Regions from separate parts of the Mus musculus genome. Here regions 2 and 3 are each linked to region 1. The links are chromatin loops, found by intact Hi-C in ENCODE. Cell type or tissue: left cerebral cortex. All regions are shown on one strand.

Evidence for each region. Peaks named below come from ENCODE experiments on the same cell type or tissue, not always from the same donor. Only the 100,000 strongest peaks of a DNase experiment are listed, where the experiment ranks them.
Region 2: it touches region 1 in a loop (5-fold over the local background); 3 of 42 quality-filtered maps call a loop at or near these places.
Region 3: it touches region 1 in a loop (2.6-fold over the local background); 3 of 42 quality-filtered maps call a loop at or near these places.

The regions. Positions count from the first base shown.
Region 1 is chr1:154,864,828-154,867,327 of GRCm38, forward strand. It overlaps a transcript of Cacna1e not described here. Among named protein-coding and RNA genes, the nearest start is that of Gm41976, 46 kb to the right of the region's middle. In left cerebral cortex, no CTCF peak of the experiment used is centred here; a DNase peak (open chromatin) is centred at 1,349.
Region 2 is chr1:154,789,726-154,792,225 of GRCm38, forward strand. It overlaps Gm51649 (a long non-coding RNA gene), which reads left to right. Exons shown (of 4, transcript XR_003948055.1): 4 at 1,092-1,634. It also overlaps a transcript of Cacna1e not described here. Among named protein-coding and RNA genes, the nearest start is that of Gm51649, 4.0 kb to the left of the region's middle. In left cerebral cortex, no CTCF peak of the experiment used is centred here; DNase peaks (open chromatin) are centred at 1,173, 1,988, 2,131 and 2,327; H3K27ac peaks cover 1,235 bases.
Region 3 is chr1:154,785,050-154,787,549 of GRCm38, forward strand. Gm51649 (a long non-coding RNA gene) reads left to right here and starts at 1,936. Exons shown (of 4, transcript XR_003948055.1): 1 at 1,936-2,293. It also overlaps a transcript of Cacna1e not described here. In left cerebral cortex, a CTCF peak has its summit at 1,385 (motif pointing right); a DNase peak (open chromatin) is centred at 1,367.

The sequences.
Region 1 (2,500 bases):
CTAGTGAATAAAGAAGGGATCGCAAGGTTAGTTACCCCTTGACCAATGGTGTGTAAAAGCCACAGTGAACATTCTAGAAAGGGCTCAGTAAATCGGCATGCTTGGACTACACTTGGCTTTTCGCTTTTATAGGTAGTACTTTTGGGCACTCGTCCATGCCTATTCTTTTTTTACATATTGGCTTTAGCTGCTTCCTCAGTGGTTAAGAAAGAGGCCACAGGGTCTACCAACTAAAATATTTGTTGTCTTGGCCCTCCAAAGAAGAATTTTGAGAAATCTGATATAAGTAACAATCCCCAGTAGCTGCTAGTGCCCCAAGAAGAGAAACAACCAGACACTGCACCTGCGACAAAAATGTTGCCACCCCCAGAAAGTCACCTAACGAGACAATGATGATAATACTAGTAGTAGTAATAATAGTAGTAGATAGTAGTAGTAGTAGTAGTAATAATAATAATAATAATAATAATAATAATAATAATAATAATAAACTGAAACTGGTGAACCTAAGTATCGATTTATAGGATGTCCGGGAACAGAGCACTCAACAACACAAAAGGATACAACCAGCAAAACCAAGAATGTGGAAAACACTACAAGGGGAAAAAAAAAGATCACATTGCTTAAACAAACAGTAAGGCTCAAAAGAGAGTGGAGAAGGAAATTTACAGATTGAGTCCTTGAGAAAAACATTCCAACCAAACACATAGTGTGGACCTAATTAGAATTCTAATTCAAATAAACCACTTGTAGAAGAAAGTCCGGGTTGGAGAAATGTCAGCACTACTCAGAGATTTGAAGAGATTAAGAAATTACAATCAATTCCTGAGAGCACGGTATTGCTGCAATGTTCCTTTAATCTGCTCCCTTTTAGAGACTGGTACTGAAATATTTATGGGTAGAATCATACAATGGCTAAGGTTTGCTTCAAAGAAAAACCCCAATGGAGAGGTAGAGTAGGAGGCTTAAGTGAGAAAAAAAAATGGCCCTGAGTTGATAATTATTGTGGCTAGGTAATGATTCTTGGGGGTTATTTATTATTCTATACTACTTTGTACCTGTTTAAATTCACCACAAAACATCCATCTTTTAAAAAGTAGGCAAAAGGGACAGCAGTGTGAGAACACAGTACACAGAGGACGCGGTGGCCATAAAGGACACCAATTCTGAGCAGTAGTTGGCAGGTGTGGGCTTAAAGAGACATCAGAGATTTCCTGGCTACAGCTAGTGCTGGAGGATGGGCAGAAGAGAGGAGAGACAGCATAAGCAAGCGCCTGGGCTCTAGAGGGGTATTCTTTCCACAGACTTCCAGAATGTCTGTTTTGGAAGAGTGTGGGAAGTGACATCATCTACACCCACTCTACCTTCTGCTGCTGTCTAACATCAGGGCTTACAGCTGAGCAAGGCAGCCCCTGCTTCAAGGCTGGAGAGATGGTTCTGTGAATGAATCATTTATGCTGTACAAGTGTGAGGTCTGGTGTTTGGATAGCTAGCACCCACCTGAAAAGTATAACAGGCAGCCATCTTTAATCCCAGCATTTTAGAGGCAGAGAGAGGGGATCCCTGGTGCTAACTAGCTAGCTAGGCTAGGAGAAATGTTTGAGATCCAGGTTCAGACAGAGAACCAGCCTCAATAAATAAAGGTAAAAAGAGATTGAGGAAATCACTTGCTATTAATTTCAGGCCTCCACATGCACACACGTGCATGTGTACATACACATACTCTCTCACACACGGACACACACACATATATTCTCTCTATCTGACTCTGACTCTGTCTCTGTCTCTGTCTCTCTGTCTCTGTCTCTCTGTCTCTGCCTCTCTCTGTCTCTCTCTCTCTGTCTATATGTGTGTGTGTGTGTGTGTGTGTGTGTGTGTGTGTGTGTGTGTGTGTGTGTGTGTGTGTGCAAGAGAGCAATAGAGACAGTGAGAGTCCCTGTCCCACCAGGTCAGAAGGTTTTCTTCAAGAGGACCAGTTTGTATGTTGAAAATGGAAATGCCCCTACAATTCCTGCACCACCAGGTTCTGTGTTCTGCAGGGAAAGCCCAGGCCTGCTCCCCTACCAGCATGAGTCCTCTGACCACTCAGTCCTCTCAGGGCAGATTCATAACCTATATTCTCTTTCTGGGGTGATCCACCCAGTATCTAACATGGTGGCTTTCAGTGGACTTTGGAGTTCCCTGGTGGCTGTGAGACTTCTGGCTGTGAGTTTTTCCAGTTGGAGTCCATAGCATCCATTGGATTTTCAGAAGGTTCTCTGATTACAGCAGCTAAACATCACTACACTCAAAGTTTAACAATTTTTGACAAGAACATAGGAGTAGGTCCAGATGTATTTTAATTATATCTACCAGAGAAACTTTAGACATCAACATATGTTCTCTATGCTGGCTAGTCTTATGTCAACTTGACACAAACTAGAGTCATTTTGGAAGAAAAAAACTCAATTAAGAAAAATGCCCCCACCAGAATGACCAAGTGTATGGTGCATTTTCTTGA
Region 2 (2,500 bases), 75 kb before region 1:
TTCGGGAAACCAACATCCAAGGGGAGAGGCCAATTAGAGCGCTATTGTGATAGTGTAGGTGACAGTGGCCTGGCCAGAAGAGAGAGAAAGGAGGAATGAGTGATATCTAGCATTTGGTTTGGGCAACTGGATAGATGGCACTGCATCCTGAGCCAGGACTAATGATGGGGTGAAACCATGTCAGAAGGGGGTGAGGAGTTTTGTTCCTATAGTGTTATATCTTAAACATGAGACAAGAGTGCAGAGATATCAACCAAATATTTTGCTACAAGAATCAAAGGTTTGGGGACTGGGGATGTGGCTCAGCAAGTAAAAGCGCTTGCTACAGGAGCTTGAGGACCTAAGTTCAAATCCCCAGCACTTACGGTAACATCAACAAAACAAACAAACAAACAAACAAAAAGCCCTGGGCATGGCTGTACACAATGCCTGTAACCCATGAGCTGTGTGAAAAGGGGGTACAGAGGGGTGTGAACAGGAAGATCACTAGGGCTTCCTGGCCACTAGCCTAGTTCCAGACTCAGTGAAATACCCTGTCTCAAGGGAGTAAGCTGGAGAGGGGTGGGTCAGGACACACACACACACACACACACACACACACACACACACACACGGACACACACACACAGGAGTTGAGTAAATAGAGAGTCCTAGTTGATGCCACCCATGAAGACTGTAGGCACAGAGGAAGCCCAGAACGATCCTGGGTCTTATTAACATTGCTCTATGTGGTCTAACAAAAGTGTCTCAGATTTACAACAGGACTGCGAGGTAAGCATTAAATCCCACCAGGGCTTACAGTCTGCCCAAGTAACAGTAACGTCTACAAGCAACCTTGTAATAAGTCAAGGATGAACTGGACTCCTGCCATCCACCCAGTGTTTTGATGGTCCCTGCGGGGGACACTGGGGCAGAGAGAACACCTTAGTGGAGCAAGCACCAGCTGTGCAGTCAGGGGATACGACGTGGACCCCCGGCTCTGTCACACAGAGCCAGCCGCTTGGCCTCGTCAAGCCTTTGTTACCCAATATACAAATCGACATTGCTCTCTATTTTCTCTTTTCATCTATTCTGTGTCTGTCATGTGCCAGGTACTGTGCCAAGCAACGGGGACGCAGCACTGAGCAATGGAGAGGCGGCGCCGGGCAATAGAGACGCAGTGGAGAGCAGACAGGCATCTCTGTGCACAGCCCAGAGTGGGAAACAGACAGGTAAACAGGCAATTACAATACCGGTGATAAGCACTGTGGTGGCGGACATGCCGCTTCCCTCTTCATAAAGAAAGCCATGCCAGCCTACGCAGACGTTGGAGTTACACATAATTTCCTTTCTCCCAAGCCTATATGTAATAATAGTCCCGTGTGAAATGTTTCTGTTCTTTATAATGGTACCTATTATTTCCATTAGTATAAATAACACAAGCAAGGCACCTAGCGCATAGGCAGGGCTCAATCAGCAGTCATTGTTAAGGTGGGCTCCTGACCTGGCACTATCTCTTGCTTTGGGGCTCATTTTTCTCTGCAGTAAATTAGGAATCATAACAGCTATTCTATAGGTTCATTGTGAAGATCACATGAATGGTATATGTGAAGACATTGTGTAAGCTGGAGGGAATTATATTAAAGAATTTCACTAGTAAAGACCCGCTCTTGTGCTACTTGGTAAAATTACAAACCTTACGCTATAAGAAGTCTTAACCCAAGCTCTTGCTAACCCACACAGCAAGCTTGAGGAAATCGCTTAACAGGTTCTTCCAGGAAATGGCATTCGTAACCCATTTCCTGAGGAAGCAGATGAAGCTCCTGTCTTTCGAACATGCCTGGAGAGCCTTTGGAGGAAACAGCCTGGCACTCGGAGAATCCTCCTCCTCACTCGGCCCTTCCCTTACCAGCATTTGGCTCACCCCACTGTAGGCAATAACACCAGAGGGAAACTCCCAGGTTGGTTTCTAGTCTGCTTCCTGCATCACCAGAGTCCTGACTTGGTGCCAAGGAGGAGGAATTTGTAATGCTCTCTCTGTGTGTGTGTGTGTGTGTGTGTGTGTGTGTGTGTGTGTGTGTGTGCGCGCGTGCCTGCCTGCCTGCCTGTCTGTCTGTGTGTATGCAGGTGTGTGGTGGGTGGGCTGTCAGCTGTTTGGATGATGATGGAGAAGGCCCCAGGAGAAGCAAAGCTGAGGGAGGGGCCGGAAACTGGCAGAGGAGCTGACTTCCTGCAGTAAATCCCTGCCTGCGAAAAAACCTGCGGGATGCTGTGTACAGAACAGAAGGCAGGAGACGCGGGGTTCTAGAAGCCCTGAAGAGGGCAAGCAAGAAGACTCCTCGTTTCCTCAGCTGATTGTTCAGATGGAGTCGACAACCCACACAATCACACCGCATGGCTGGCTCCTGCTCAGCCATACAGCAGACACTGTTCTCAAACCTAGAGCTAAGACAAAGTCTCTGCTTACACTCCATCCAGCACAAAATGTATACACGTCTGCGTGTTGAGGAAGCAAGAGCTA
Region 3 (2,500 bases), 80 kb before region 1:
GAGATGCAGGGGAGGGGCGCTATGAAGCAGCAGCAGCCAGGAGGTGGGGGAGTGAGGGCACAACGCGGGAAAGGCCCTTCCACAGGCGGCTCCCACGGACTCAGCCTGCAGAAATGGAAGTGCAGGCATAGCAGCACGTGCCACGGGTTTTCCTTGGCAGATCCCCCCATCACTGAACTTGAGATCACAGCAGTTATACGTATTGCCTTATAGAGACGCTAAGAACCATCTTTCTAGAAACAGCCAGAGAAAGGGGACCATCTTATACTAATATTTTTAAGTAAATTTAAAAAATTTTTAAAAAGCAAATTGTAAACTTCCAAGCATAGTTTGATTTCACTTCCGTGACAGAGAAGACAGAACGGGGGTGAAGGAAAGAAGGAACAAGCTCTAGGCAGCTTAGTCATTGGAGACGGGGAAGGACAACTGTTGTGTAGATGGTACCCTGGGAAGGATGAGATCAAGGGCTACGGCACAAAGCTGGAGTGGACCCAGCACGTTCATTACATCAGCGACACACTCCGCTGACCCACGTATGCTTTCTTTCGTTAACTAGCCACAGCTCTGACCTGCTCTAAACACAGAACCTCCCCCTGCTCTAAGTCTGGGGAGGATGGGGGCTTCTGCAACTAACACCCGCAGGTAATGAGGCGGTGTCTTAGGGCACAGGGCGAACATGATGAAGCTGGGCGGTGTATGTGGGCATCGCTGCAAAGGATCTGCAAGCAAGGGGCTCTGGACGAGAGGGGAAGGGGAGGAAGGAGGCAAACTCCACCCACATTCGTCCCTTCTCTACTTCAGGACAAGAGAAAAGTGGTGGGCCGGGGTGGGGGCAGATAAAAGAGAGCAAGGCCTAGGAATGGCCAGCAGAGGGATGTGCAGTGTTAAGAGGAAAGGGCTCCAAGTCAGGAAGCTGGCACGTGGCTGCACCTCAGCTTCTCAGATGAAGTTATGAGACGGTGGTATCAACGGTCTCGTGCAGCTAGGTGCTGGGGCTGCGTGGGCATCGACCCTGTTACATAAGCATCTGTTTTCAACGATGTTTTCAGCTCTAATGCCCACCACAGATTCCCTCGATTATGTTCACCTCCTCAGCACTGTTTCTACTCTGTCTCCGGGCATCCTATCACATCCAAGGGAAGATGTCCTTCATCTTTGCCTTGACTCACGTGCAGCCAAGGTACCCCGGTGGGCTCTTTCAGAAGCAGGATGAAAAGCCAGTGCAGGCTAGGGTGGCGGGGATGCCTGGGATTAGAGCGATACCTCTGGCCCTGCTCACCCTCTCTGCCAAGGTTTTAGTTTCTGCTTCCTGGCCTGTCATTCGATGAATGGCCTCTAGGATGCGCTAGTTCTCTGTAACAATGTGCAGCTTCCCAGACTATGACTGCAATGAACAGACAAAAACCACTGGAGGGCAGCATAGAGTTACTTTCCCTTTTTACTACTAGCATGATGTGGTTTTCAATACTCTTTTTTTCCCCCCATAAAGATGACTGTGCAACAGATCTAGTGCTGGCATAGTGTTCAAGAAAAGGCAGAGACACCTATGCACCTCCACCTCTACCCCCACCCCAGAGCAGCTGATGGCTTCAGGGGAAGCAGGAAGGCTAGCTTCCTACTGCCTTGAACTTCCTACTGCTTTGAGGCGGGAGGTGGGTGTTTCTTCTCCCTCTCTCTCCCTCTCTCCCTCTCTCCCTCTCTCCCTCCTCCCCTCCCCCTTCCACTTCCCCCTCCACCTCCCCCTTCTCCCTCTCTCCTCTCCCTCCCTCTCTCCCCCTCCCCCTCCCTCCCCACCCACCTCCCCCTCTCTCCCTCTCTCCTTCTCTCCCTCCCTCTCTCTCCCTCCCCCTCCCTCCCCCTCTCCCTCTCCATCTCTCCCTCTCCCCCTCCTTCTCCCCTCCCCCTCCCCCTCCCCTTCCCCTTCCCCCTCTGTGTTTATACTATGTAGGCCAGACTAGTCTCAAACCCGAGATCTTCCACCTCAGCTTCCTGAATGCTGACACTGTCTGTCAGTCACTGTTCCTGAAGCATGTGTTCCTTGTACTTCTAGCAAAGCAGGAGCCTTCTTTAGCCCCCAGTGGGGGGTCTAAGGACAGATCCACAGCTGTGAGTCAAAGCTGCATTGCTTCAGGCAACACCCAGTTCTTTTTCTCTCTCTGCCCCAGAGGGAAGTTTCTAGAACTGTGGAAGATATAAAGGTAGAAACACTAAGAAAAACAGAAGTCATTGAAGACCAGTTGTACAGCTGGACCCTTGTTTTGAAGCTTTCCAGAACAAGTAAAGAAATCGAAGGGTAGGTGCTGAAGCTGCCCAAAGGGCCTGTGTGTGCGTGTGTGTGTGTGTGTGTGTGTGTGTGTGTGTGTGTGTGTGTGTGAATGTTCATGTGTGAGTGCACAGATGCATGGATGCACATACATGTGTTTTCATGTGGAGACCAGAGGTTAGCATGTATGCTTCCCTTCCTTATATTTAAAGTAAGGTCTCTCACAAAACCCAAGGT